Linked DNA regions of Homo sapiens: all the other regions are linked to region 4. A link is a loop called in an ENCODE intact Hi-C map of the cell type or tissue named here. Cell type or tissue: endothelial cell of umbilical vein. All regions are shown on one strand. Region 1 overlaps CUBN (cubilin). Region 2 overlaps CUBN (cubilin). Region 3 overlaps CUBN (cubilin). Region 4 overlaps CUBN (cubilin). Region 5 overlaps CUBN (cubilin). Region 6 overlaps VIM-AS1 (VIM antisense RNA 1). Region 7 overlaps CUBN (cubilin).

Region 1 (4,000 bases), 210 kb before region 4:
ACTCTGAGAACATGATCAGATCATTCCCTCCTGGGCTCCCTCCTTTCCTCCCTCCCTCTTTTCTTTTCTTTCTTCCTTCCCCCCACCCGCCCCATCTCTCCCTCCTTCCCTCCCTCTATCTTTCCCTCCCTCACTCTATCTTTCCCTCCCTCCCTCTATCTTTCCTTCCCTCCATCTTTCCCTCCCTCCCTCTATCTTTCCCTCCCTCACTCTGTCTTTCCCTCCCTCACTCTCTTTCCCTCTCTCCCTCCATCTTTCCCTCCCTCCCTCTATATTTCCCTCCCTCACTCTGTCTTTCCCTCCCTCACTCTCTTTCCCTCTCTCCCTCTATCTTTCCCTCCCTCCATCTTTCCCTCCCTGACTCTATCTTTCCCTCCCTCCCTCTATCTTTCCCTCCCTCCATCTTTCCCTCCCTCAATCTTTCCCTCCCTCCCTCTATCTTTCCCTCCCTCCCTCTATCTTTGCCTCCCTCACTCTATCTTTCCCTCCCTCCCTCTATCTTTCCCTCCCTCCATCTTTCCCTCCCTCCATCATCTTTCCCTCCCTCCCTCTATCTTTCCCTCCCTCCCTCCATCTTTCCCTCCCTCCATCTTTCCCTCCCTCACTCTATCTTTCCCTCCCTCCCTCTATCTTTCCCTCCCTCCCTCCCTCTATCTTTCCCTTCCTCACTCTATCTTTCCCTCCCTCCATCTTTCCATCCCTCCCTCTATCTTTCCCTCCCTCCCTCCATCTTTCCCTTCCTCACTCTATCTTTCCCTCCCTCCATCTTTCCATCCCTCCCTCCATCTTTCCCTCCCTCCCTCTATCTTTCCCTCCCTCCCTCTATCTTTGCCTCCCTCACTCTATCTTTCCCTCCCTCCATCTTTCCCTCCCTCACTCTATCTTTCCATCCCTCCCTCTATCTTTCCCTCCCTCCCTCCCTCTATCTTTCCCTCCCTCACTCTATCTTTGCCTCCCTCAGTCTATCTTTCCCTTCCTCACTCTATCTTTGCCTCCCTCGCTCTTTGCTTCCATAGCAGAGCCTTCAGGTGTCTCCTTCTTATTCACGGAGTTGCTGAAAGAAGTGGGAAAACACATAGGGTTCTACAGACGTTTTTGGGATTGCTGATGTGATTTATTGAAGATTTTCCTGGCCTTGAAAAATCCAGTTTTATACAAAATCAAGTACTTTGCATAATAAAGCTGGTGGAAAATGTGCATATGTTTTACTTTTATGTTCCGCTTTCATGAACACTGTCAGACTGAAAACTGAATTTATGAAGAATTTACCCAACAAACCAAGAAAATTGCTGCCAACAAATCTTTTATTTACACAGTGTGATAGAAAGAGGCTGAGAGGCATTTAACACTGCAGTCCAGTTTATATTCAGCCACACTCTATATTTAACTTTTTCTTTTCCAAAACATGAGAAGCTAAAGGAAAAAATCTTTATAGAAGAAAAAGGCCTTCTTTCAGATAAAAATTTTATAATTCAGAATAAAAATACAAAGGAGAGATAAAGAATAATCTCAAGATGATTAAACGGTCTACCATAAAAGAATACAAAAAAACAATCCTCAGAACATAAGATTTAGTTTTGTCTACTCCATGGCCTAAGCAGACAGCTCAGAAATGATTTAAGAAGAGCATAAAGGGATGAACAATTTATTGACAATTTTGAAAGAAATGGTGAAATAAGCTCAAAATAGCCCTAGTAGGAACAGGGATTAAACTGGTGCTGAAATTAATGTCTATAAAGCTTGTATTCTACACAAATATAGGTCATGGCTAGTTCCAAAGTTAAACTTCGCTGGGATTGGCCTTCAGTCTATTTTTCTCATTCCATTTTCTGCTCACGGTGAAAAGACTGCTTTCAACATTAGGGGGTGCTAAGATTTTGTACTTGGACCTTGGCAGTAAACATGAACAATGGTGGCTCTCCTGAACCCTGTCTGTAAATCCAATGGATAGATAGCAAACGTGCAGGGTGATTTTTGTTACAGGCACATTACTTAGTAGGTCAGGCTTGGCCTGTCCATAGCTTCTAAGTCAGGCGAAACTATAGAGTATTTGCATAGTCAGACATTTCCCAAAGTTGAAATGCTTCCAAAGGCCCAGTCCCTGATATATTCACAGAGGTCATATAGGACAAAATTATTCTGAAACGTAAGCAATACGCAGTGCTTCACCACATGTTGCTAATGATTCTGCTAATCTGAAATGGGCCTGCAAACTCAAGAGAGGGTTGGAGTTTGTGGAGTTTGAGCAGCTTTGATTCCAGTGTGAACTGACTGTTACTTAAGGAAACCACTTAAGCTTATTGGCATGCGTAGCACAGAAGAACGATGACTGAGGGTATGAATGGATTGATAAATTTATTTATTACATATTGTTTCAATATTCAAGAAAGTATATTTAGTATTTAAGTAGAAAAAGATAAGTGATAGTCCATTAGTAGTAAGACATAGATAAATAATGATGACGCAATTTAGAAAATGATAGGTTCAGTAAAAGAGGCAGAAACGTCTTACAGTTTTGCAAAAAGATGAAGATTACTTTGGGCTATGAGGATCTCAACTGTTCCAAGGAGGAGGTGATTTGGATCTGGGTCTTGAAGCATAAATAGAATAAAACCATGTAGAAATGGAATTGGCATTGGCAATTCCAGCCTGAAAGAATCTCTTGATCCAAGGCTAAATGGGCAAGAATTTACATTATATGCATGGGCAAGCATAACTCTGAGAAAAGAATAGGGCACATGAAGGAGAATAATGAGAATTAGGATTGGGAAAACAGGATGGGGTCTTCTACAGAGGGCCTTCAATGCTGGATTATACAGAGTTTGGCTGTCAGACTGTGTTCTTTGGCTAATGGGATTCAGTTGAAAGATTTTTAATCAAATAAGTGGTAGAATCAGGATGCACTTGCTAATCAAGTCTGATCTAAAAATTGATCCAGAACCAGCATTTTACATGCAAGGGAACGAGACTGAAGGAGATGAGACCAGGTGAAAGGACATTGCTGTGGTGAGGGCTGCAGGTAGGAGCACTGAAGAGTTGGAGGTAGGTAGACAGGAAAATGCTGTTGCTGGGCATTATTCTATTAATCATCAGCTTCAAAAACTAAATGTTATTTTTAAACATTCAAGCTATATTTATCACTACTTGTTTATTAACTGTTACTAATAAGTTCATAAGGGCAAGATGGCAATTGTACTTGGGCCCAGTGAATGCCATTACACACACTTATTATGTAGTACTACTGCTATGACTAATGCCATAAAGCAGCACACCCACATTCCAGGGAACCCCAGAACAAGCATCCTTAAATCACTGATGTGTTTGCCATGGATTGAGTGGTAAATTGGCTGATCCATCCTCCCTCCTTTCCTTCCTTCCTTCCTTCCTTCCTCCCTCCCTCCCTCCCTTCCTCTCTTCCTCCCTCACTCCTTCTTTTTTCTTCCTTTCCTTTCCTTTTTTCTCTCTCTCTCTTTCTCTCTCTCTCTTTCTCTCTATCTCTCTTCCCCTCCCCTCCCCTCCTCTCTCCTCCCCTCCCCTCCCCTCCCTCCCTCCTTCCCTTCCTTCCTTCCTTCCTTCCTTTCTTCTAGATGAGGACTTGCTATGATGCCCAGGCTGGTCTCGTATTCTTGGGGTCAAGCAAATCCTTCCACCTCAGCCTCTTGAATAGCTGGGATTACAGGTGCATGCCACCATGCCCAGCTTAACTGGCTGATTTTTAATTCTTCAGTATCTCTCTTTGCACTGCACTAAAATGGAGAGTATATTTTTCTGTGCACTTGATGTTAGGCTTAGCCCTACGACTTGCTTTAGAATGAGTGTTAGTGGTCATGAAGCAGCCAGAGGCCTTAAACGTGCTTACGTTTTGTTCTTGTTTTTATTGTTGTCTAGGACTTTGTGCTCCTGTGATCCACTAAGATATCATGTGCTGAGTAACTGCTGGTTCAAAGAAAAAGTGGATTCATGTGGAGCAGACTTGAACCCAGACTCAACTTTACAGCCA
Region 2 (4,000 bases), 230 kb before region 4:
TAATCAGGTACACAGGTAGCTAAAAATATAAAGTTACTTTGCCTTTTACTATTAGACACCTCATGTTTTTCTCACAGTGCTTTCCTGTACAAAGTGCAAATGTCTTACCAGAGGGTGATGAAGTCCAGATGATTTCATATCCACGATCAGAAGTTACACTATCACTCTTAAATCGTAGGTATAGTTCATTATTTTGAGAGAAGACAGGGTTTGGCAGCAGAGTTCCACAGTACTTGCCCAGTAATGGTGAATTGCTGTTACTTCCATTTCTCACCTTTAGGAAGGAGTCATTCATTATTAAACTTACACTTTCTTCTCTAAGGTATATACATTAAAATGGAGACAATTTGAATGATGACATTGGTCGGAAAAGCTTTGTCTTTTTATACAGTTAAGAATGAAGCGTTTTCTGAAAATACATGCAGAAGTCACCTTCACTTGCAAAGGGGAAAAATGTTCCACGTGTAGATCAAAAAACATTTGCATTTGGATTCAGAAATACCTGTTAACCTACAGCAATTAAAACACCAGGCAGCTTTTTTATACCGTAGTTTGTGCTGTGATCCTGCAGCCTTTGCTTTTGGGGAAACATTCTGGAGAATGTAGGTAAAGTGAATTTTTAAAAGGTGGAGATGGGCGGGGGCAATGTTGCCTGCTCTGCTTCCAGTCAACTATTACACCTTTCTCATTGTGTGTGTGTTTGTGTATGTGTGTGTGTGCACGTGTTTCCCATTGAAAATTACTTGGCTGTAAAGAGGCTATGAAAAAATACAATGCAAAGTATAATAAAGTTCAGAACGAAAGGAATTTCTGTATGGGCAAAGGACAGAATTATAAATCTATACAATGTCTGTTGTTAAATGTGTTTTACAAACACATTCCGAGGCCTTGTTGCTTTTTTGTTTCAACTCATTTTTGAGTAGACACATATAAAAACAGGAGATGAGCCTGTGTTTTATGGGGAGAGAGAACTACACTGTGAACTGAACCACTTTCTGTCCCCCAGCCTGGCTGCTACCCTGCATTCACAACCAGCCCTGCTTCCAGGAGGGCTCTCGACGCTTCTTACGGAAACGTTACGCGGGCAATGTATGTTGGAACCAGCCTGACATGCGGAAATGCTGATTTTACTGATCTATGTATTCAAAATATTGGAAGTTCCTCTGTTCCCTATATAATTCCATGGTTTAAACTTTGGTTAATTGCTGGTATCTTAAGTCACAAAGTTAAGACATCTTGCTGGGCTGTGTTGATCAGGTGAGATTCCTTTTAGGTCGATGTAGTAGCCCATGGGAGAGAATAATGCCTTTCTAGTGCTTTGGGGATTATTCTGCTAAGTGTTTAAACAAAGTAACCTTGCCATGACAGAGTAGCCAGTCATCCACTAGTAGATGGGAGGGCTGCCATAGCCAGCACCACGCTTTTGAGTTTGGGCGTTTTTCCCTCAGGGTCCTCTTTCAAAATGCCGTTGCTCTGAGAGGAGCAGCAGGATACTAATTTCCACTGACACTGCTGACAACTTGTCTTATTCACTTTCCTCTCCTAGGAAGAATGGGGCCACCTAGAGCAGTGGGCATCTCTGGGACATCAGAGGATCTTGAAAGGGGAGGTGAAGGCATGAAAACAGATTCCAAGCATGGTCTAGAGCTCGGCCCTCGCTTGGTAGTAACACAGTCAGAATTCTCAGTCAGACATTTCCGTTCCCACCGCAGTTCACAAGAACGGAATGCTGAGGCTTCCTGGTACAGCTGCCAAGAAACTATGCCCACAGCCTTCCCACTGAGAGCCAGATGGAGCTACATTTTACAGGCCTAAGCGGTGGTTTCCTTTCTTTGCTTATGGGACAGGAAGTTTCAGATCCATTCTGTGGAGTAATGAAGGACAGCTAGGAGGAGGAATTCTCACTCTCCACGGCTGGAAAGCAAGGCTTTGCTTCCCAGCATCTATCAGGCAAATGGCAAACGTTGACTCTGATCAATAATGGTCCATTCAAGCTGGAGTGAGTTAAGAGTTAGTTGCACTGTGACTCCAACCTAACGGGATTATTCCATCTTTCCTCCAGATCCCACTCTCCTCATTCTTTCTGCTTTACACTTCATATAAATATTTGGATCTCCATGGTGGGGGAGGTACACAGGTCCAAGTTGAATAACCTGACCGGCACAAAGAATAACTGTATTTGCCTCTTCATTTCCTCCCTGCTATATACATCTTTCGGTCTCCTGTCGTGGCGAGTATTCCTTTAGAAAAGGCATGAGCTTCCTCCGAGTGTTATTTATGGCACTATATGTTAAGGTTATTGATTAATAAAGGATTTAGATGAATTCCAAAGGGGAGAGCTTTCCAGGATGATAAAACTCCGCATCAGGAATCATGTTGAAGCTAAACCCATATGCAAAGACCATATGCCAGAACACCCTTCCTGGCCAGGCTGGGCAGAAGGTGCCAGCAGCCCTAGGAGCCAAATCGGATGAGGGGGGTTGCAGGGCAGAAAAGAAAGAAGAAGAAAGAAAAGAAAGAAAGAAAGCCCTTGGTGCTAAGAAGCAGAAGATGTTTTGTTGGGAACAAAGGCTGAAGCTACCAAGAAACTATCAGCTGAGCAGAGGCCCGCTAGAAAGAATCGTCCCACAGAATGAAAGGAGCCCGCTGCCTACACCGGTACATTTCTTTATGCTACAAAGGTCAAATCCTCTTGGGCAGCTTATTTTGAATGAAGACCTGATTAAAGAGGCAGTGAGAAAAAAAATAAAATAAAAAATACAACTCCAGATCAGGGGTAGAGGAACAAGCACACTTTTTGGAAACTTTACTGAAGACTCTTGTGTGGTACAAAGCCAGTTTAGAGACGGTCAGGATGAGGTTTAGATTTAAACTCCACTCACAGAGGAACTCAGCATCTTTATGCTCTTGGTTTTTAGGTTCCACCTAAGTATATTTCCTAAGGATGAATGCATTTTCGACAGAGCTTGCAAAGCTCAAACCCCGTGAGCTCTGGGGTTTTTCTGGCAAAACACAGGGGCTGAGTTCCACACACTGGGTCCACATCACATGAGGCTTATTCAGACTATCTCCTGCCTATGAGCGATGATGTTCATGTTCCATCTCATATGCCCAATGCAGCGATGGGGCAGAAAGAGCACAGAGGGAGCTCATCGGGGGCACTGGAGGACCCCAAAGTTTCAGGCCCACGAGGCGCATGGTTCTGCCTGCTCCAGGCACAAGGGGGCTTCTCTCTCAGTGTGTCCTGGGGTGGGAGTGGGGGGTGGGTGTGTGGACGATGGGCAAACAGTGAAGTCATTTCTGTGCCCAAATTCAAGCTCTGGAGTTGTGGTGAAGAAAGGACAGACCACACCCCCCTGAGACCAGGGAGCATTTATTCAAGGAAACACTTGTCTTTAGAGGATGTTGACGATGCCCCAAACTTACTGTAGCTGTCAGGAAAATTAGGTGAGCTATTTAGTATCATTGAGCTTCATTTTACAGAACCAGCATGTTGTCCTTAGACTTCCCTCTGATCCTTTTAGGTCTCAACTTACATATTGCCCTCTTGAGCCTTCTAGTTCCCAGACTGAGTTAGGAACCCCAACCCATGCTGGACTCAGTTAGTCCTTTCCACATTGTGCTGTAATTGGCTATACCCCATCTGTCCTTCCTGCCAGACTAGGAGTCTCCTGCGGGCCCTAAGGTTCCCAATTTCCGGTGTTTGGACTGGTGCTCTGTAGATGTTTAGGGAATGAAAGGGTAATGAATAAATTAATGAAACAAATAAGAATCATATAATATTAGCAGCACTAGATAAAAGGTGTAAAATCTTAAGTGATCCACCATCTTTTAAATAATTCATTCAAACGATATTCAAATGCATATCACCTCCAAGAAATCGTTTCTGCATTCAACTGAGTTCTCGATGCCAAGTGAATGAAAAAAGAGGGAAATGGTGTGGTTCTGGGGGGCTGTGAGAGTAACGGTGCAATCCTTGTCATTGTCGTAGTTATCTGGC
Region 3 (4,000 bases), 66 kb before region 4:
AAAGAAATACAGAAGTTTTTAACACCGGTCATTCATAATCTAAAATAGATGACAATGATTTAGAAAAGCCTTTCAAAAGAAGATAAAAGAAGATAATTTAAAAGATGAAAATACCAGCCAGGCGTGGTAGTTCACACCTGTAATCCCAACACTTTAGGAGACCAAGGTGGGCAGATCACCTGAGGTCATGAGTTCGAGACCAGCCTGTCCCAACATGGTGAAACCCTGTCTCTACTAAAAATGCAAAAATTAGCTGGGCGTGGTGGTATGCGCCTGTAATCTCAACTATTCAGGAGACTGAGGCAGGAGAATTGCTTGAACCCAGGAGGTGGAAGTCGCATTGAGCCGAGATCACAGCACTGCTCTCCAGCCTGGGCGACAGAGCAAGACCCCGTCTCAAAAATGAAAAAGATGAAAATACCAACCAAGAAAGGAACAGTGACATGAGGAATAAAGAGTTTTGAGAGAAATAGACACAGTGGCTCTTTGTCACTTTGGTAAGAGAAAGTTTTCATGGAGTAGACACGATTTTAGAACTGCTTAATTGGCATGTTAGATTGCAAAACTTTTGGAAACATTATAGTGTAACAGAGGAAGCATGGGCTGTAGTTCAGACAAATGGGTTCCTAAACTGGCTGTGATAGTTCCTAGGTAAGTAATCTAACCTTTCTTTCATCTATAGCTGTATGAATACTTACTTCATAGGGTTGTTACATAGAATGAATGAAACAATCCAAAGTTTTTAGCTAAATGTTGTGCATATCATAATCCTTTCACACATGCTGTGTATTCTATCTTTACATTTTTTTTTTACTCTTTTCTTTTGAAACAGGATCTTGCTATATTGCCCAGGCTGGTCTTGAACTCCTAGGCTCAAGTGATCCACCTTTCCCTCCCAAAGTGCTGGGATTACAGGTATGAGCCACCACACCTGGCCGTGTTTTGTATCCTCACAAGACTTTATCCCCAGATTTGAGACAAAGACTTGGAGCTAGAAGAGGAATTACTGGTTAAAAAGCTATCATGAATAGCTAGAGAAGAGGTAAGAAATTGGTTTTTCATTAAGGTGCACAAAAATTTTTTAAAAGACAATCCATATTTTTATGGTAGTTCAGTTCTCAAGTGCTTTTATTTTATTTGAATTATTTTTATTTGAAATGCATTATTTTATTTGAAATTAATCATGACAACGGGAGGCAGGTAACAATGATGTCAGGCCCATTGTAGAGGTGAGCAAAGTGAGGTTCAAGAAAGCTGTGGAACATGCTCATATCACTTAGTGAATGGCAGATGTGGGTACAAAACCCTATTGTGACACCCACCCTCCCCGATCCTGACCTCCACTTCTGTGTTCTCTCTCCCCCATGCCTTGCCGAGAACTTCAGCTCAAAGGCACGGAACTAACAATGTTGAATGCTGCCCTCATTACTGTCCTGTCCCTCCACTGAAGACAATCACCATAGCAACCTGGAAAACGTAAACAAAGCAAAAATCTTTTAATTGACTTTGAGGCAAAATCTAACAGAATACATCATTAGACATCAGCTGAACTGGAATAAAATAATGCCCTGAAGAGAAGCCTATGTTTTTCAGTTTTAAAGAGTTAATCTTTATAAAAGTTTTAGAGCTGGTGACTGATCATCTGTTTGCCTTGATTTTCCTCCAAACTCTCACTCATCTGCCGAAAGGAAGTGCTTGCTTTATCTGCAGGAAGCACATTGATCTGCTGAACTCATAACAACCAAGAGTTACAAGCTGTTGCTAAACCTGCTTACTTGTGTAGATAACTTAAAATACCTTCATAAAAGAACTTCACTAATATTGTTTTGGTTTTTGTCCAAAACAAGCCATGAGTTATAAAATTCCAGTACTGAAACATTTAATAATAATCTCCTATGTAGGTACTATCTTTAAGTTCGTATCTGTGTGTTTTTAATAAGAGCTTTAATAAAAGCAAACCAGTAATGAAACAGCTAAATGGAATCCAAGGCACAAAATTTAAAAAGTAACTGCTGTATTGCCCGGCGACTGCTCAAATGCAGTCAGCGCTTTGCTGGCTGGCATTTTCCTGAAACTATATGCCATAAACTGATGGCATCAGGAGGAATAACATCTTGAAATACACATGGCTAAAGCCCAAAGAGGATGGCAGAAAAGGAAGAGAGAAGTGATTCATCACCGACACCCTCCCACCCTTATCCCTTCATTCCTAAAGGAAATGCCTGGGAAATCAACAGTTGCTGTTAAAACGAAGCCAAAAGCCAAGGCACAGTGAAAGAGAATTAAATTTTAAAAGTAATTAGTGAGGATGTTCACGTGCTTCATTAAAATGCTCAATTTATATTTTAATAGCTTTTTTTCTATAACTTAACAATAAAAACTCTTTCTGCTCTATAAGACCTTGAGATGTGCTTCATTGGCAAGGCCAGTTTGCCTTCATTGTGTAAAAAGGCGGCTTGTGGGCTGGGCGCAGTGGCTCATGCCTGTAATCCCAGCACTTAGGGAGGCAAAGGCAGGCCGATCACAAGGTCTGGAGATCGAGACCATCCTGGCAAACATGGTGAAACCCTGTCTCTATTAAAAATATAAAAAATTAGCTGGGCGTGGTGGCAGGCACCTGTAGTCCCAGCTACTCAGGAGGCTGAGGCAGGAGAATCACTTGAACCCAAGAAGTGGAGGTTGCAGTGAGCTGAGATCACACCACTGCACTCCAGCCTGGCAACAGAGTGAGACTCCATCTAAAAAAAAAAAAAAAAAGGCAGCTTGTGGAGGAAGGGAGGACACAGAAGAGAAACTGCCAGCAAGGACCCTTTTGGTAAGGCAGGTGTGATGTGAATTGGTAACTAAGAGCTCAGAATCTGGGGAAGGCCCAACCCAAGGCAAAGTGAACTATTTCCTGGAGTGAGTATACAGGCCTCACTTCCGATACATCTATGAAACATAAAAAAACGTAATTACAAGGATTTTGAACAGAAACTTTCAGGTCAGGGAGGGTGGGGAAGTGGACAGGAATATGTGCTCCTTAAAATGGCCAAAGTTGTCCAAAGGTGACTGGCATGTAATGAGAACCACAAAAAGTCAGTAATTCCTGGTTTGATGTTACCAGTTAATTCCCCAACATTTCACAGGTATGTGGCCAAGTGATAGGCATCTGTCCTACTAGGGTCACTAGTCCTCTCTGAACACAAGGCCAAGGGTGGAGCTCCTCAAATTCATAAGGACATGAAGCATGTGCAGATGGATTTTTCTGAGGGATTTAGTCAGATAGCATGTATTCTGTGAGGAAGGGGACACAAACTGGAGTGATCACGAGATGAAATCAAAGAAGAAAATCAAGTAATATAAAGGCCAAGGAACATAAAATTTCCTTGAGAAAAAAGAAGGAAGAAAGAAGAGAGTGAAAAGGAAGAAGAGGACAAAACATCGTGACTCCAGGAGAGGAGAGAGTTGTCCCTGTATTGGGTTGAACACTGTCCCCCGAGACTTATGCCTACCAGGAACCTGTGACTGTGACCTTTTTGGAGGAAAGGGCCTTGGCAGATGCAGTCAAGTTAAAATGAGATCATACTGGATTGGGGTGGAACTGAAATCCAATATTCTTGGTATCCTTATACGAAGAGGGAAATTTGGTCCCAGACACCAAGAAGGAAGAAGGTCATGTGTGGATAGAGGCAGAAATTGGAGTTATGCATCTACAAGGCTTAGAAAGCCAAAGACAGCCATCAATCAACAGAAGCTAGAAGCAGCAAGGAAGGGTCTTCCCTAGAGCCGTCAGAGGGATGACCCTGCCAACACCTTGACTTTGGAATTCCAGCCTCCAGAATAAAGAGAACAAATTTCTGTTGTCCCATGCCACCCAGTTTGTGGTACTTAGTTACAGTAGCCCTAAGAAGCTAATGTATCCTCATTCTTTCCCTGATAATTGAGGTGGCCAAACTCCCAGGTAGGTACAAAATGGTAACAACTATTTGTGTGGTATTCAAGGAGTGCACATTTGTAA
Region 4 (4,000 bases):
TTCCAAATTATGGCTGGGTGCGGTGGCTCATGCCTGTAATAACAGCACTTTGGGAGGCTGAGGCGGGGGGATCACCTGAGGTCAGGAGTTCAGGACCAGCCTGACCAACACGGTGAAACCCTGTCTCTACTAAAAATACAAAATTAGCCAGGCATGGTGACCATGCCTGTAATCCCAGCTACTTGGGAGGCTGAGGCAGGAGAATCACTTGAACCTAGGAGGCAGAGGTTGCAGTGAGCTGAGATATTGCCATTGCACTCCAGCCTGGGCAACAAGAGTGAAACTCCATCTCAAAAAACAAACCAACAAACAACAAAAACAACAACAAAAAAAACCCAAAAACAAACAAACAAAAGTATTCCTAATTAGTATCAAGGCTGAGAGTAGGACCAAGACTTCTGACCTCCCTACAGCATCCCCTTTCCCTGTGTCATGAATAGTACTTTCCATCATGAGCAGTTACAGTCCAATCCACTATTGTATCTCCCTTGTAATTCTACAGCAATTCACATGCTAAGGCTTGACTTTCAGAGTCCTTGATAAACTACAAAGTTTCATTAGAACCCCTTGAATTGCTTGGCGAACAAGCACCCTAGACCTATTTTAATCAGAATTTCTGGGTGGGGCCCAGATGCCTGAATTTATAGCAAGAAAATCCCCCATCTCAAATTCCTTATGAACACTAGAATTTGAGAACACTACACTCCCAAACTGAAGTTTTAAAATAGAAACAGAACTCTCTTTACCCGTTTAGTGTAAAGAAGGCCTCTTTGGGCATGTTTGTCATCATTTCTTAACTTTGCACTGCTAGATGCCTCTTCTGAGCTCATTCCAGGATCACTGATAAAAAACAGCACTAACCACCCACTGATGAGTAGGTGGGAACCCTGCCCTGGGAAGGAGGGAGGCCAAGAAAGCCCAGTAGGGCTCATCTCTAATCCTGTGTTGTTGTTGTTGGGATCATCCTTGGCCATTTCCCTGGACAATTGTGAAGGTTTTCGCTTTGCAGGAAATATGAAAAATCCACCACAGTTTGATGATAGCCCTGAATTAAATGTTACTAGCTGTTATATGCAGTTCATTTAGAGCGTTTCTAAGAGCTAACCTAGACATGGCAAAAGCAATGGATTCTAAGACGGGACTCAGTTGTTTAGTCTGACTTTCAAACCAATCAGCTATGTATTCTTGGGAGGATAAATTCAACATCCTAGACTTCTATCTCCCTCATTTAAAAATTAAGGTAACTGGAATAGATTTGTGCTTCAAACTTTCTTGACATACCCTAAAAAATACATTTACGTTAGCCACCCATGCGCGGAGATACTACAAACAGTTCTCATGAAGCGGCACCTTACTTTGTATGATAAACTCTGATACTTTCTCTCCTATTCCTTTCTATCCTACTCCATACTTTTAGCAATCACAAGTAGCAACCGAATAAATTAATTTCATGACTCACGAATGAGTCATGAATTGCAGTTTGAAAAGCACTGGACTAGATGTTACATAGGTTTTCCTCTAATATTAAAGTTGAAAATGAATCCGGTACATTTATCTGTCCCTGTTTATACTTTTAAAGTTCCCTCTTAGCAGGATTATATATTAATGTATATGCAATACATGTTAATAGAATATAAAATTTTACTTTAAATTGATAACATTAGTCAATTATAGTCTCTCAGGATTCAAATATTTTGTAGTTTGAATGAGCAAAATCTAATACGTTAAATTAAAGCTTAGTCTTGTAGTTTCTAAGAACTTCGTAAGAGTTTTAACCTGTTAAACCTGTACTTGTTAGTTCTTTTCTTTCTGTTTTCCCAGGCACATCTGGATAAAGGCAGAAACAAAGTAACAAGGGAGGAAGTCCCAGTAATCACAAGAAACCAATCTTTTTTCTCCCAAACACATATTTTGGGGCTGACATCATAGCCACATGGCACAAACTACAGATGGAAAAGTATCTGAACTCAAATCCGGAAACTTAACCTTTATCAGATGAAGACAAGAAAGACTTCAGCAGGCAAACTCACACCTGTTGGGCTGAGGAGCTAGAAATCAACAACCAAATACCAACATTACTGCTCTGGAAATAACTTCTGTTAGAACAATAAAGTAAGATGAGGGCAAATGACTGAGCTTCCCTTGATGCTTTTCCCTGATGCTATTTTATTCTGCAGAAAATATCCAACATACGATGACACCTGAAAAGAATGAGTCCTAGCATCTCTGTGTTTCCACACCAGCAGCTCACTCTGACTCTGGCTGCCTTCTAGGTCTAGCCACTGCCTTAAAGTACTAGCCCACCACCTGGTGTCACCAGCCCAACACCAGCTCAGTCTCCTGACACCAGCCCTTCCCTAAAAAATGCTGCAGGACCCCCCCTCAGCAATGCATGAGAGCCGATCTCTCAGGTCTTGATCTATGGGAAACTGTGACAGGCTCCAGAATTATAAACAGAAGGTGTGTTGTGTCTTCCTGGATCTCGTCATCTGATTGCTATTTAGAATGGCTTGACTGTGTTAGTCAGACCTATGAGTTCATCCAACAACAAGCGGGCACAGTGACCAGCCGGGCTCAGCCCAGGGACAGAAAGCAAACACTCCCTCGTCTGTGATTTCAGCCTTATGCAGACCAAATAGAGGCCAAAGTAATGATTATCACACAGGGAAGCCAGCTGGAGAATCTTTTGAGTTTCTATGAAAACATCGTCTCCCCTTCACTTTTATTGCTTGCTTTTTCTTCTCTCTTTCTTTATAGTTTCCTTTCCTGTCCAGTTTGCTTCTATCTCTTTTCCTGACTCATTTTTATTTTACGTGTATCTTATCTTTCTGAAAACTTTTAGAATTAAAATCTAATATCCTCCCTGCCCAATTATTTTAACTGCTCTGGGTTCTTTCTGCACAAAATATTGCCTTACAAGCTAGGATGGTAATAGAATTGTTTTACAAAGGTATGTCTTACTTTGCATATCATTACAAAGATTTCCACATTTTCAGGAGGCCCTGCCTGTATTATATGTTATCTAAGATACAGCCAGTTTATTCATGCACCAAATTAAAATTATGTTCATAGATGATTAAAGCCAGAAGTCATCTCTCGAAGATTACCAAATCCAATTCCTTAATTTTACAGATGAGAAAACTGTGGCCTAGAGAGTTCAAGTGACTTGCTCCAAATCCTGATCTAATATTCAGTGTGCTTTGGGGCCAAACATACCAGACAGATAAAACTACAACAGCATGAAAAATTGTGTGCACCCTATAATTTCTTAAGAAACCAATTTTGGTCACTGGATGTTAACCACCTGAATGAAGTCCAGTGAATACGTCAATCACACACCATAGCCTATTGTAACTGCCAGGGATTCCATTTCGCATGTGCTTGCACTTGAGCTGGATAATGAACTGCTCCTGCAGAGGTTCCTACCTGGGAGAAAAGTATTGATTGATTCTCTCACACTCAGGATTCTGGAGCAAATCTAAAGCCATGCTTTTGAACATAGAACTTGAACTGCTGCAGAGTTTTGCCTGAAATGAAGAGTAGTGGCCAGCCCCTCTGAAGGAGAAATAAATGGGAAATTGGGTAAGATTTTGAGTGGGAGATGTTTAAACTTTTATTTATTTTAGGGAGTGGGGACTTTAAAAGATAAGCATCTGGGGTTCTCAGGATGCCAGAGTGTGTCACAGGGTGCATGTCCCAACATAGGAAAAGCTACCAGTTCTTTCTGGAGGGAGCTCAGTGAATTGTACCATGCTGCTGGGGTAATCCCAAAGCGGAGAAATGCTTGGAAGCATGGTCACCATATGCCTACTATGGGTCTATGCTGGATGTTATTTGGGTCCTTTAATACAATGATGCAAAAGGAAAGCTCAGAGTCTCTAAAAAACAACACATCCTAGGGAAACATGAGCCTAACGAAATATGACTCCTTCATCAATCCCATGCACAGGCTCTTGGGGCTGGGAGCATCTCTGGTTCACATCTTACCTCAAAGACTGTG
Region 5 (4,000 bases), 110 kb before region 4:
ATTCAGCCCCTGGCTCAGCCATTTGCTAGTTGTGTGATCCTAGGCAAGTGACTTACGTGCTTGGTGCCTCAGTTTCCTCACTTGGAAAAAGGGGCATATTGAAAATAATGAAACCTATCTCATAAGATTACAAGGATTGACCTACTATTTATAACATACTGAGAACAGTACTCAGCGCAAGGTATTGCTATGTAACAGCTTGTTAAATAATATACCCTTATCCTTGGTCAAATGCTTACTAACAAATGCTGTGAGAGGTGTGCATAGGGTGTGGAGAGTTCATTGATTGTTCACTATTGTCTCAGACACTGTCCTGGGCACTGGGAATTAGGCAACAGGCCAAACAGTCTCCTCTCTGACAGACCTTGTCTTCTAGTGCAGGATGAGAAGTTTTTACAACAAAATTCAAAAGTTAGGAAATTTACGGAGAAAGCTTAAATGGCCTGGTGTGTGTGTGTGTGTGTGTGTGTGTGTGTAGTGTGTGTGTGTTTGTTTGTTTTGCCTGAGAGCATTTCAGAAACTAGATAGCGGCACTCTTTAATTTTATTGGGATGTCTAACAAACAAAAAGACAGATTTTTAATGGAATTAATTAATTAATTATCTAATTAAGTGCTTTTTTTTTCGCTTCCACTAAGGACAAGGCTGAAAGAAACATACTCCATGTGAATGTAAGAACTTGGTCAAATATTAACAAGAAATTTCTGATAGAATGCTACCTAATGCTGGGATGGGTTGCATTCCACTATTCTTTAAAGCAGCTGCAATTTTTAAATGTTTTAAAACATATACACAAACTATTCACACGTTTGAATATATTAATAAACAGGCTGAGTTCCCTGAACCCCACATTCAAGCCTGCTTTCTTACCCTCTAATCATCTTTATTTGGCTTAGGCTGCTCTTTCTATTTATTGGAAACATTGCAACCTAGAATGGCAGCCTATAAATATGCGGATCTATAAATAAAGCACAGCCAAGACCACAGATGTAGATGAGTGAACGCTGAGGTACCTCGGAGGGGCGCGTCTTCGTGGCCGCCATCCAAAATTTCTACAAAGTCACGTGCACACGTTGTGCTTCTTTCAAGTTCAAAGTGGGTAAAAGAGAGGGTGATATGATTTACTGGAAGAAAAAAGAGAAGACTCTCTCGTAAAGTACTGGCAAATAAAACATACAGGGAGATGGGGCAAGACGGGGAGGTGGGGATGGTTAATGACTATAAAAAATAGAAGGAATGAGTAAGACCTGTTTGATAGCACAACAGGGTAATTGTAGTCGATAATAACTTATTGTACATTTAAAAATAATTAAAAGAGTAGAATTGGATTATTTGTAACACAAAGGATAAATGCTTGAAGGGATGGATACCCCATTTCCATGATGGGATTATTTCACATTGCATGCCTGTATCAAAACATCTCATGTACCCCATACATATATACATCTACTATGTACCCACAAAAATTAACAATAAAATTTTTTTACAAAATAAAATTAAAATTAAAAAACATACAGGGAGATAAATTTTACTTCTGGTAATTTCATGTAAGGGTTCTCCAGCAGAGAAGTAATGAATGAGGCGGATTTGCACATGGTTGAAGGGATAAAGCAAGGGAAGGGGACAACTTCTATCCTAGATGGTTTCCTTTGAAGAGTAATAGAATAGATGGTTTCCTTTGAAGAGTAACGGAATAGATGCTTTTGAAACTGCCTGTGGCATCTGAAACACTGGCAGTGGTAAATAAGAGGACTCCTGGGTAGGTTCATTCCAGGCACTATAAGGGAATATCTTGTTGGAAAATGCCGTCTTTCCAGTTTTTATATCACCATTGCTGTGTTCCTCGCAGAAGCATTTTTCTCAATAGACTCATTTCCTTAAATTCGGATTCTTTGCATGTGCTTGTAAATAAGGCATTCTTTTCTCCCTGGAGCCCACATTTTAGCTCACTCAGTTTTATTTTCAGGCTAGAGCTAGTGCCCTAAGGTTCAGAGACATTTATCAAGAAAGTTTTGAATTACTTGCAGAACAGCAAGCACCTGGATACATTTTCTTTTTGTTGTTCTTTAAGCTCCCTAATCTTCAGAATAGGATCTTTTCCTATTGCTGTTCTTGAACCAGTGAGATCTTTCATCTAAATGCTTTACAACTCATTAGAAAATAATCCTCAGGCACAAACTTCTCAGTTCAAGGGAGGGGGCTTCTTTATCTACAGCTCAGTTTCTGGCTGGCTGGCAACTTTCTTTGGGGCTCCACCTCCCCGTTTGAATTGGCTAAGGATGACATCATCGGCTGCCACATCTTATGCATGTCAATGAAGATACTAGCAATTTGTTAACTCCTGACATCCCAGGGGAAAGTGCTAGAGAATATTTAAGCCAAACTCTTCATTTTGCAGATTACTTTTTCATGGCCTGATTAGCTTAAGTGACTTCCCTATTTTCACACAGGCGATTAATTACTGTGCAGAGTGAAGAACTTAAAGACTTTCCTACATTATGCCTGAAACTGTATTTTCCTGCAAACCTCAAAGGAGGGCAGGGCTCCTCTGAAACAGGATTCAGAAGGGCCCCAGCATCACCCGCTTTGCAGCCATTCTGTCATGTCCTTGAGGGGCATTTCCTGATGTTCTCTGTCTGTAAAATGAGGACAGAAGTCCTTACCATCGGACTGTTACCAGGTCAGAAAATAAGATTCTAGGGTTCCAAAAAAGAAAAGAAAGTAAGCGTTTATTCAATGTTTCTTCTAGGCCTGTGCTGGAATAGTACCTTGCAGGAGAGCCCAGGTTTTATGAATGTTTGCTTTGATGGATAGGTGCGCGCATTGCATTCTGGCCCGTGAGTCACTGATTCTCCAGTCTGTGACTCTTCTTCATTTGTTCACTCAGCAACTGTCTTGAACATCAGCTATACTCAAGGCACACATGTCAAAAACTATTTATCGATTATTTTGGTTTACCCCCAATCTCATACGCCTGCATACGCCTGTTAATACAGCAAGGTTGTAGGTGTGTTGTGTTGTTGTGCGTGTGTGTGTTTTTTAACCTTTGCTAGGCCTTGACATGAAAAAAAAGAAATTGTTTTTAAATTTAGAAGCAACTGTAGAAATGACTTCCCTATCAGATTAGGAAATGCTTGTTCTTAAGCACATCAGGAATTGGGACTTGCAAAAGATGAAGAGGAAGGCCATCGATTGTTAGCACTGAGATAAGAAGGTTACTCATAGACTGACCTTCCCACAGACACCTTCTCTCCTGTGTGCCTTTTCTTTTTCATTTTTGTTACTTACATGGAGGTTGCGCTTGAATGATCCAGCTGCAGTTCTGATTGTTTGGATAATTGGCAGGGAACCGTGGAGAGGAAACAGTATCAAATGAGCTGGTGAGGATGTGGCCTCCGCAGGCTGGGGAACACACAAACACACATACATGTCATATGCTTTTCATTTCTACTGACCGTACAAAACAATTATTTGATGAATAAAACCATCAATGATTTTTCTTCTTATTTCTAAAATGCACGCCAAGAAAGTTCTCCATAAGGAGAGCTGTACATAAACCATGAGAAAACAGGAGCACAGTTTATATTTTTAACAATTATTCTTCAACTACAGGAAGTAGGAAGTGGCAAAAAGCAACAGATTAAATGTCTATGAATTGCCTAAGTCATTCAAACAAAATTCTTGCATGGATTCACTTACACTGCCCACTCATAAATCATAGGCATAGGGATAATCTGCTTATAAATGACCTCTTTTTTTCAGGAAAATAAATACTCAATTGAATAAGGCTTCATAAGGATGACTGTAGATTACTAGAGAAGAGCAAAATTCGATGTGAGTCTTGAAGAGGGAGAGGCGGTCACCGCTGGAGGGCGTAAGAGGAGTCTTGCTGAGGAGGAGGCCGAGGCTAAACTAGGACTTGGAGGGTGAGAAAAGGGAGGCCAGGGAGGGGACTGCCTGAGCAGACACAGAGGAGCATCTATAGAGGCTCAGCTGGAGCA
Region 6 (4,000 bases), 150 kb after region 4:
TTTCTTTTTTGAAATATCAATCGAATCAATTTTATTCTCACAACAATCCTGAGTAAATATTTTTAAAAAATATATTTTTTGAGGAAACAGATTAAAAGCTTTAAAAAATGTGATTCACTGAAAATCAAATAGTGAATACATGATAGAGTCAGCACTAAAAAGGCAGATATATCAAAGAGAGACTGAAATAAGCAACTCATTTTTTGCATCGACTTCGAAACACCTCTTTACCATCAGTGTTTGTAATAATCATTCTTGATCTTTATACTTCACATTTCTTGGTAATCCAAATGCTTCATAAATTCTCTTACACATCCTGAATCTCTTGCTTCATTCAGCGAGATAATTCCTGGTGAGCAGGAATGCATATGGTTTTCAGATGTAGAAACTGGGATCTCCAGAGACAAACAAGTTGGCCATGGCAATGGGATACAATAATCTTATAGGATTTTACAAACCTGATTTGAAGTTTTGTCCTAATATGGAAAGGTATGCCTTTTCTCACTAGAGAGATTATTCTAGAATTTTAGAGCCATACCAACATATTTCACGGTAACCTAGTGATCTGGATTGCCCCTCTCTGAGAAAGCAAAGATTCTGCAAGCAATTAGTCCTTCAAATCAAATTCCTGGCTTTTACAAACTGCTTCTCTTTTGAATTCCAAAAGTTAACTAATTCTTTTCTATCTATTCTTCATTTCCTCATAAGCGAACACTCACCAGTTTCCCCATTTTCCAACCCTATGGTTTTCTTATTCTACGTGGCCACAGACAGGAACAATTCACTAGCACAGTGGTTCTCAGAATCACCTGGTAAGTCTTGTAAAAACACAAATTGCTGGGCCCCACGTACTCCCAGAGTTTCACATTCAGTTGGTCTAAAGTGGGGCCTAACAGTTGGAATTTCTAACAAATTATCCGGTGATGCTGATGCTACAGGTCTGAGTAGCACATTTGGAAAATCACTTCACTAGTACACCCCCGACGTGTTGTCCTGATGGATCCTTCCAAAAAATTGTTCAGATGCCAAGGCTTGTGAATCGCACACATGGTACTCAATGCCTGGGCCTCACATCGAAGGCTTCTATATTGAGAAGAAAAGAAATATTTGTCATGACTCATTGCCTTTTTCAAGCTGTTCCAGCTACAAAATTAAAACCAGAAAAGGACTCAATTGAAAGCAAAATAAAAACAGCTCAAGTAACACTGTCCAAATTTTGAGACTTATGGCATGATTTCTGGAATTAGGACAAAAGGTATACTAGTGATTCAGGTAAATCCTTGGCTGACCACACTGGAAGCTGGCATCTCCAAGGCTCCCGACAAACCCTGGAACCCAAGCCAAGTTGCTCCTGCACTACCCCAGAAGCCAGCTCAGGTCCTTGGCTTGTGGCTTGCTTTTTCTGTCAACAGTAAGTTCTTCCATAAAGCTCTCCAAACACATTAGCAACCTATAACTCTTTTAATTAACTAATTTTTCTACAACTTCTCAGCTATTTTTAACACAGAAAAAAATGTCAATTGTCAAGAAATAAATGCTGTTGGGCCATCAAGCAGGTAGGCTGTAAATCTGAACCGAGAACCTAGCCAATGAATTTCCTTAGGATTTCTTCCTTTTGTAATAGCAACACTCAGTGGAGATTTTAATTCCATTTTTCATATATTTGGGGAAAAAATACGGCATTTTATGTCATAGCATAAAATTCTTCAGCATTCCATTTTAGTTATTAAATAATGACTAGTATTTGAAACAGCACTGTTACATTAAGTAAAAAAAAATTGGCAAGAAATGTCAACTTAGACATTTAATAAGATAATAGTTCTGCTTAGAAAATGAGGTGTTAGTTCTGCCTTTAACGTATCAACATATTGTAGGAAATACTGACCTTTTATTCTGATCACCACGAGTCCATTAAATTTCAAAATGTGGGACAGCCAATACATAATATACTACTAAGTAATAAATCTATGTCATCCAAAGGGAGCTTTGCTGTCTGAGTCCAAAAAAAAAGAAAACAGAAGCATAATGGTAAGGTTACTGAACACTCAGGTCTTGAAATAAGTCATTCTGTTATGAGCATGAGTCACCAAAACTACTTCCTTAGTGATAAAAGTTGCCTAAGTAACATCAATGCCTCCCTATGCTAAGAAGGATATGGGCAGTGTGTTGGGTTTCAGACCCACTAGTCATAGTCATTTCCTTTACTTAATTGCTAACTGCCCTTCCTGGCTGTAGTTTGGGGCCTGTGTTTTAGGTAGTAACCCAGCAACTAGTTATTATGCTATATTTTATCAAGGAGAACAAAACAGTAAATTTTGTATTTCCATGGATTTCAGAGTAAAAGTCAATGTTATTTCACCAAGGCCCTCTGACTTAAGGGAGTTATTGTGAAACTGTTCAACTAGGTCTCAATGTGGCCACATCATTATGCAAGACTCAAAGGCAAAATATTTAACAGAGAAAAGAGGAGCAGATTGGGAGCCCTCTGAGAGGAAGGGAGGGGTGGTATTCATTTCTGCGTCCTTAGCACCTAGCAGGGAGCCTGCTCACCTAAAGATTCAAAACGCAGGCCGCGCAGGCGCAGTGGCTGATGCCTGTAATCCCAGCACTTTGGGTAGGCCAAGGAGGGGTCACTTGAGCTCGGGAGCTTGCGACTAGCCTGACAACACGGCAAAACCCTGTCTCTACAAAATATATTTTAAGAAAATTATCTGGGCATGGTGGCATGTGCCTGTAGTCCCAGCTGCTCAAGAGGCTGAGGTAAGAGGATTGCCTGAGCCCAGGAGGTCGAGGCTACAGTGAGCTGTGATGGAGTCACTGTATTCTAGCCTGGGTGGTATTGCAAGCTCCTGTCTCAGAAAAAAAAAAAAGACTCAAAATACATCCACCAAATGGGGTTTGCTGCTTCTTTTCAAAATAATCCAATCTATGAAGTAATTGCGCCACTGCTGAGTTAGGATTTCATCAGGCTTTGCTGTTATTGATGTTGTTGTTGCTGTTGAGATGGAGTTTTGCTCTTGTTGCCCAGGCTGGAGTGCAGTGGTGTGACCTCAGCTCACTGCAACCTCCACCTTCTGGTTTCAAGTGACTCTCCTGCCTCAGCCTCCCGAGTAACTGGGATTACAGGTGCCTGCCACCACGCCCTGCTAATTTTTGTATTTTTAGTAGAGACGGGGTTTCACCATGTTGGCCAGGCTGGTCTCGAACACCTGACCTCATGATCCTCTCACCTCGGCCTCCCAAAGTGCTGCGATTACAGGCATGAGCCATTCATCAGACTTGTTAACACATATATGCCTTTGTTTTTCCCTTATATTTACCATGGGACTGTGGTATTTGCTGCTGTTCCCCTTGCAGACATCTGAAGTATATTAAGCATGCTCTATTTTAAAATCTGACATACAAAAGCAATGAGATTAGTATTGCATGAGAAAATTTAAAAACTGGATAGTAAGCACACATGTATTATCAGTATCGCTGTTGGGTTTGGCCTTGAGAATCTTGGTTGCCTATAATTCCCTGAGCCTCCTCTCATTTCCAAAAACTCCCCCATAATTCTTGGATTGCACAATAGTACTACCATGAAGGACTAAAATGTTAATAAATCTCCCTAAAAATCAAACTAATAGATGGTAAGTATAGGGAGAAGTTGTTTTTAACTGATATAAGTATTGCATTCCAAAAATGTGGTTTTATTTCTTTTCTACTAGCAAATGGGGCAAAGCATTTTTATTCACTTAATCATATGCAAGATTCAAATGCCATAATTATCCATTCATTCTGGTGGGTTGAGTCAGAATTAAGAAATGAGATCTCCACAGAAAACCCCTAAAACTGTCTATGGACTTCTTGATGATTCATTAAGGGCACCATATTCTCTGAATCAAAATGGGTCCTGTTGCTGCATCAGAATAGGAAAAAAGTAGACCAAAGAGACAAACATCATGATAACAATGCCAAAGAGATTTGGGGACATCTCCAATGGTAGCACAAAATTACT
Region 7 (4,000 bases), 56 kb before region 4:
CAAATTCAGCATGTTCAAATAGAAGCTCACAATTTTCCCCCAAACATGGTCTTTATCTGGGATTTCCTATCTATGAATAATGGCACCACCATGCACCAAATCATACACCGCAGGAAAACGGGAGCTATCCATGATTCCTTCTTCTGTCTCCCAGATTGACACACATCTACTCCACCATCAGATCTGCCCATCCTACCTTCTAAATAGCTCTTTTTTTTTTTTTTTAGCAGAATCTCACTCTATTGCCCAGGCTGGAGCGCAGTGGTGCCATCTTGGCTCACTGCAACCTCTGCCTCCCAGTTTCAAGCTATTCTCCTGCCTCAGCCTCCTGAGTAGCTAGGATTACAGGCACGCACCACCACAGCTGGCTAATTTTTGAATTTTTAGTAGAGATGGGGTGGGCCAGGCCAGTCTCAAACTCCTGACCTCATGGTCCACCTGCCTTGGCCTCCCGAAGTGCTGGGATTATAGGTGTGAGCCACTGCACCCAGCCCTAAACAGCTCTTTAATACGCTGCCTCACCCACTACTCATTTCCTTTCTCCCTGCTCTGACTAGTCACCAAACTCTCAGTCTCTTCCTCTTCTTGGGCATCCCTCTACTTGCCAGAACTCTTATTCTAAAGTGTACTTCTGTTTGCATCACTAAATTTCCCACTTAAAAATCCATTGGTGGTCTTTCCCTGATGGCAGGATAAAATCCAAATTCTTGTGATGTTTCCTATCAGTTGGTTTCTGATAACGTGTCCTGCGTCAACTTCTATCACTCCCTTTCCCTAGTGTTTCTCACCTTTTGTTCATTATCAGCCCCCTAAGGAGATTGTTCGGACATTTTTTTCCAAATTCTCAACCATGAAAATTTAATACCACAAGTATATTGCATATCTGTTATGTACTGTATATCTTTATGCTTTATACATTAAAGAGTAAGAATTTCTTAATCCCCCTACCAAGAGCCAATTTTACCTCCTTGGAGTTGATACTGCCCCAATGGAGAATGCAGAGAATGTGTGGTCTAGCTGAAGGACTTGCTCTTTGCAAAACTTTTGTGCCCTCACACCTTGCTGCTTCTACTTAGAAAAGCCTTCCTCTCCCAGATATTTGTCTGATCAATTCTTGCCCATTCTTTAAAACTCAGTTCAAATGTCAAAGCTGCCTGGAGGTCTCTTTGAACTTCCGCAGGCTGTCCTAGCTATTTTTTTCTGTGTTCCCATGGCGTCCTGGATTATGTATATATTTCTACACTTGGTTTACCTGCCTTGCCTACTCTATGACTAACTCCCCAAAGTCAAGAATGTGATCTCCTTCCTTTCTGGTATGGGCTGAATTGTATCTCTGCCAAAATTCATATGTTGAAGTTCTAACTCCCAGACCTCAGAATGTGACTGTCCTCGGGGATAGGGCCTTTAAAAAGAGGCAATTAAGTTAAAATGAAGCTGAATGGACTGTAATCCAATCTGACTGGTGTCCTTATAAGGAGCAAATTTGGACACACAGAGCTATCAGGATGAACACACACAGAGAAAACACCATGTGAGGACACAGGGAAAAGGCAGCATCCGCAAGCCAAGGAGAGAGGCCTCAGGAGAAACCAACCCTGCCGACACCTTGACCTTGGACTTCCAGCCTCCAGGAGACAGCACACTTCTGCTGCTTAAGCCTCCCAATCTGTGGCATTTTTGTTACGACAGCCCAAGCAAATTAATACTCTCTATATTTAGACAACAAGCCCAAAATATGTGCTGGATGGTTGGTTGAATGAATGAAAAACTTCTTCTCAAAAAATATCTGCTGGCAGAGGTTATGTGTAATTGACATGTAAATAATCATGTAATTAACATGATTCACAGTTGTAGCTGCCTGTTCATTATAGGCTGGGTCCAGCAGATCTTCTCCTAGAGCCCAGCTTACTCACCCTCACACCCTAAGGCATTTTCTCTCACACAAGACAAGTGGATAACAGAATTACAAAAGATAAAACCTTTGTCTTTAAAGGGTGAACCTCCCAGAAATCGTACTACATGTACTCTAAGTCACAAAAGGAATAAAATTTTTGAATGAGAAGGAATTCCCCCGAAAGACCAGTGATAAACAAAGGCTAATGAAAGACCACTCGAGAGAAAGAGACCTGGAGCAAAGATCTAACTTTAAGAGAAACACTGCCGACCTCATGGCGGTTTTCTGCCAGTGCTCTAAAGATGTTTTTTAAAAGCCCTTTGGTACAGTGCCTCATGCCCACAGGTAGTCAAGAAGGCACTGGCTTACATCCAAACCGAGCCAGTCATAAAAGATGTTGACACGGTTTTTAAAATGTTCTCTTCTAATTTCTGAAACTTCTCAAGGCTTGAGAAATCTCCTTAATAGCTAAAAGGAAGATAAAATGGACCCAGCCCCCATTTGAGAGGCTGATGTCATCTATCTTCCCAAAGAAAAGGCCACTTTTTCCTTTGTGGAAATCCTGGGTGACATCACCTCCTGATCACATGCCCCTTAGCCCTGCTCCTGCAAGCTCCCAGCTGAAGGGTTCGCTCCCTTTGCAAATGTCACTCTCTCGCTCACAAAGCTCCTTGACCTTGTTTGTATGCTGGATTCCATCACTAAGTGAAAGAAGGCTTCTGGGAGCAACGACCAGAAGAGGCGAGGGGGTCTGTGCAGCTGGTTGGGAGGCCACTTTTCACACAGCCTGCGGAAACTTCTGTATTCCCCACCCCTATCCCCCACCCCCTCCCCCTGCAACCCAGATGGAGGCCTCCAAGGCTGAATTCAGCCGCTGGACAATGCTGTCAAGGCTGAATACCATGAACCGATTAGAGACAGGGCAACTGTGGCCATTTCTTTATTTCCAGGGTGGGGCCCTCTTTGAGGACCCGCATAAAAGGCCCTGCAATGTTACTTTGTCTCATGTCTGCATGGCCATGTTCAGAAAGAGCCCACAGATAAAGCCTCGTTGTAGATCCGTTTTCTTAAAGCCAATAGAAGGTTTGTGTCGTTCACAAAGAAGCATATTTTGTAAATGCGTTTGTGTATGAACTGGGGAAATGAATGAAGTGTGTAGGAACTCTTCCTCAGAAGCAGTGCTCAGGAAATGATGTCGCTGCCAAGTTTGAACTCTCTGCTTGGTGTTTGGAGATCGTACTGCACAGTTTAGAAAAGAGTCCAGTGGGGAGGGTGGGGCAGGGGGAAGGGATTGCAAGGTGATAGGATTCTGAGGAAAAGAGGCTAGGAGTTTAAAGCCACTTGACCTGGCCAGGGCACGAAGAGCAACTCCAGGACCAGCGTTAGCGGGGCTGTCCTGAGCCCTCCACCTGATTCTGAGAACATCCCTTGCGGGGCTGTGCAAGGAGAAGCCTTTCTAATTATTTTCCTTCTGATATGTTACACACACTCACACAAATGCATTTAAGAATGTTATGACCAGCTCAGTGGCTCATGCCTGTAATCCCAGCATTTTGAGAGGCCGAAGCAAGCAAATTGCTTAGCTCAGGAGTTTGAGACCAGCCTGGAAAACAGAGAAACCCTATCTCTACAAAAAATACAAAAGTTAACTGGGTGAAGTGGTGCACCCCTGTAGTCCCAGCTACTCAAGAGGATGAGGTGGGAGGATCACCTTATCAAAAGGCTGAGGCTGCAGTGAGCTGAGATTGCGCCACTGCACTCTAGCCTGGGAAATAGAATGACACCTCGTCTCAAAAAAAAAATTACAATTACACTTGAGCATTGAGAGTAATTTTTACATTTATTTAGCCCCATGGCTGTAGAGTCCCTGCCCGTGTGTGGTGTGTGTGTGTGTGTGTGTGTGTGTGTGGTGTGTCTCTTGAGCACTGAGAGTAATTTTTACATTTATTTAGTCCTGTGGCTGTAGAGTCCCTCCCCGTGTGTGTGTGTGTGTGTGGTGTGTGTGTGTGTCTTGAGCATTGAGAGTAATTTTTAAATTTATTTTGGCCCCATGGCTGCAGAATCCCTGCTCGTGTGTGTGTGTGTGTGTGTGTGTGTGTGTGTGTG

The links. A loop is a pair of places that touch in the nucleus more often than their neighbours do. Peaks named below come from ENCODE experiments on the same cell type or tissue, not always from the same donor. Only the 100,000 strongest peaks of a DNase experiment are listed, where the experiment ranks them.
Region 1: a loop joins it to region 4, with 2.9 times the contacts of the local background. A loop is called at or near these places in 6 of 110 quality-filtered maps.
Region 2: it touches region 4 in a loop (8-fold over the local background); 3 of 110 quality-filtered maps call a loop at or near these places.
Region 3: a loop joins it to region 4, with 6 times the contacts of the local background. A loop is called at or near these places in 10 of 110 quality-filtered maps.
Region 5: it touches region 4 in a loop (6-fold over the local background); 5 of 110 quality-filtered maps call a loop at or near these places.
Region 6: a loop joins it to region 4, with 7 times the contacts of the local background. A loop is called at or near these places in 15 of 110 quality-filtered maps.
Region 7: a loop joins it to region 4, with 7 times the contacts of the local background. A loop is called at or near these places in 10 of 110 quality-filtered maps.

The regions. Positions count from the first base shown.
Region 1 is chr10:16,851,545-16,855,544 of GRCh38, forward strand. The region is part of intron 59 of CUBN (cubilin); the gene reads right to left. Among named protein-coding and RNA genes, the nearest start is that of RSU1, 36 kb to the left of the region's middle. In endothelial cell of umbilical vein, a CTCF peak has its summit at 1,845; DNase peaks (open chromatin) are centred at 1,867 and 3,197.
Region 2 is chr10:16,831,144-16,835,143 of GRCh38, forward strand. CUBN (cubilin) reads right to left here. Exons shown (of 67, transcript NM_001081.4): 64 at 3,871-4,000; 65 at 109-274. Among named protein-coding and RNA genes, the nearest start is that of RSU1, 16 kb to the left of the region's middle. In endothelial cell of umbilical vein, no CTCF peak of the experiment used is centred here; a DNase peak (open chromatin) is centred at 1,748; H3K27ac peaks cover 2,033 bases.
Region 3 is chr10:16,994,693-16,998,692 of GRCh38, forward strand. All of the region lies in intron 28 of CUBN (cubilin), which reads right to left. Among named protein-coding and RNA genes, the nearest start is that of CUBN, 130 kb to the right of the region's middle. RefSeq lists an enhancer at 1,637-1,781 and a cis regulatory region at 1,700-1,717. In endothelial cell of umbilical vein, no CTCF peak of the experiment used is centred here; DNase peaks (open chromatin) are centred at 1,629 and 1,919; H3K27ac peaks cover 3,894 bases.
Region 4 is chr10:17,060,758-17,064,757 of GRCh38, forward strand. All of the region lies in intron 22 of CUBN (cubilin), which reads right to left. Among named protein-coding and RNA genes, the nearest start is that of CUBN, 67 kb to the right of the region's middle. RefSeq lists an enhancer at 1,496-2,695. In endothelial cell of umbilical vein, no CTCF peak of the experiment used is centred here; DNase peaks (open chromatin) are centred at 1,444, 1,934 and 2,484; H3K27ac peaks cover 3,510 bases.
Region 5 is chr10:16,948,989-16,952,988 of GRCh38, forward strand. It overlaps CUBN (cubilin), which reads right to left. Exons shown (of 67, transcript NM_001081.4): 33 at 3,288-3,401; 34 at 1,013-1,123. Among named protein-coding and RNA genes, the nearest start is that of RSU1, 130 kb to the left of the region's middle. In endothelial cell of umbilical vein, no CTCF peak of the experiment used is centred here; DNase peaks (open chromatin) are centred at 2,253 and 3,343; H3K27ac peaks cover 2,441 bases.
Region 6 is chr10:17,214,282-17,218,281 of GRCh38, forward strand. VIM-AS1 (VIM antisense RNA 1) reads right to left here. Exons shown (of 3, transcript NR_108061.1): 2 at 1,886-1,993; 3 at 1-1,083. Among named protein-coding and RNA genes, the nearest start is that of VIM, 12 kb to the right of the region's middle. In endothelial cell of umbilical vein, no CTCF peak of the experiment used is centred here; DNase peaks (open chromatin) are centred at 1,010 and 2,170; H3K27ac peaks cover 3,221 bases.
Region 7 is chr10:17,004,465-17,008,464 of GRCh38, forward strand. All of the region lies in intron 28 of CUBN (cubilin), which reads right to left. Among named protein-coding and RNA genes, the nearest start is that of CUBN, 120 kb to the right of the region's middle. RefSeq lists an enhancer at 2,366-2,660. In endothelial cell of umbilical vein, no CTCF peak of the experiment used is centred here; DNase peaks (open chromatin) are centred at 2,457 and 3,077; H3K27ac peaks cover 3,144 bases.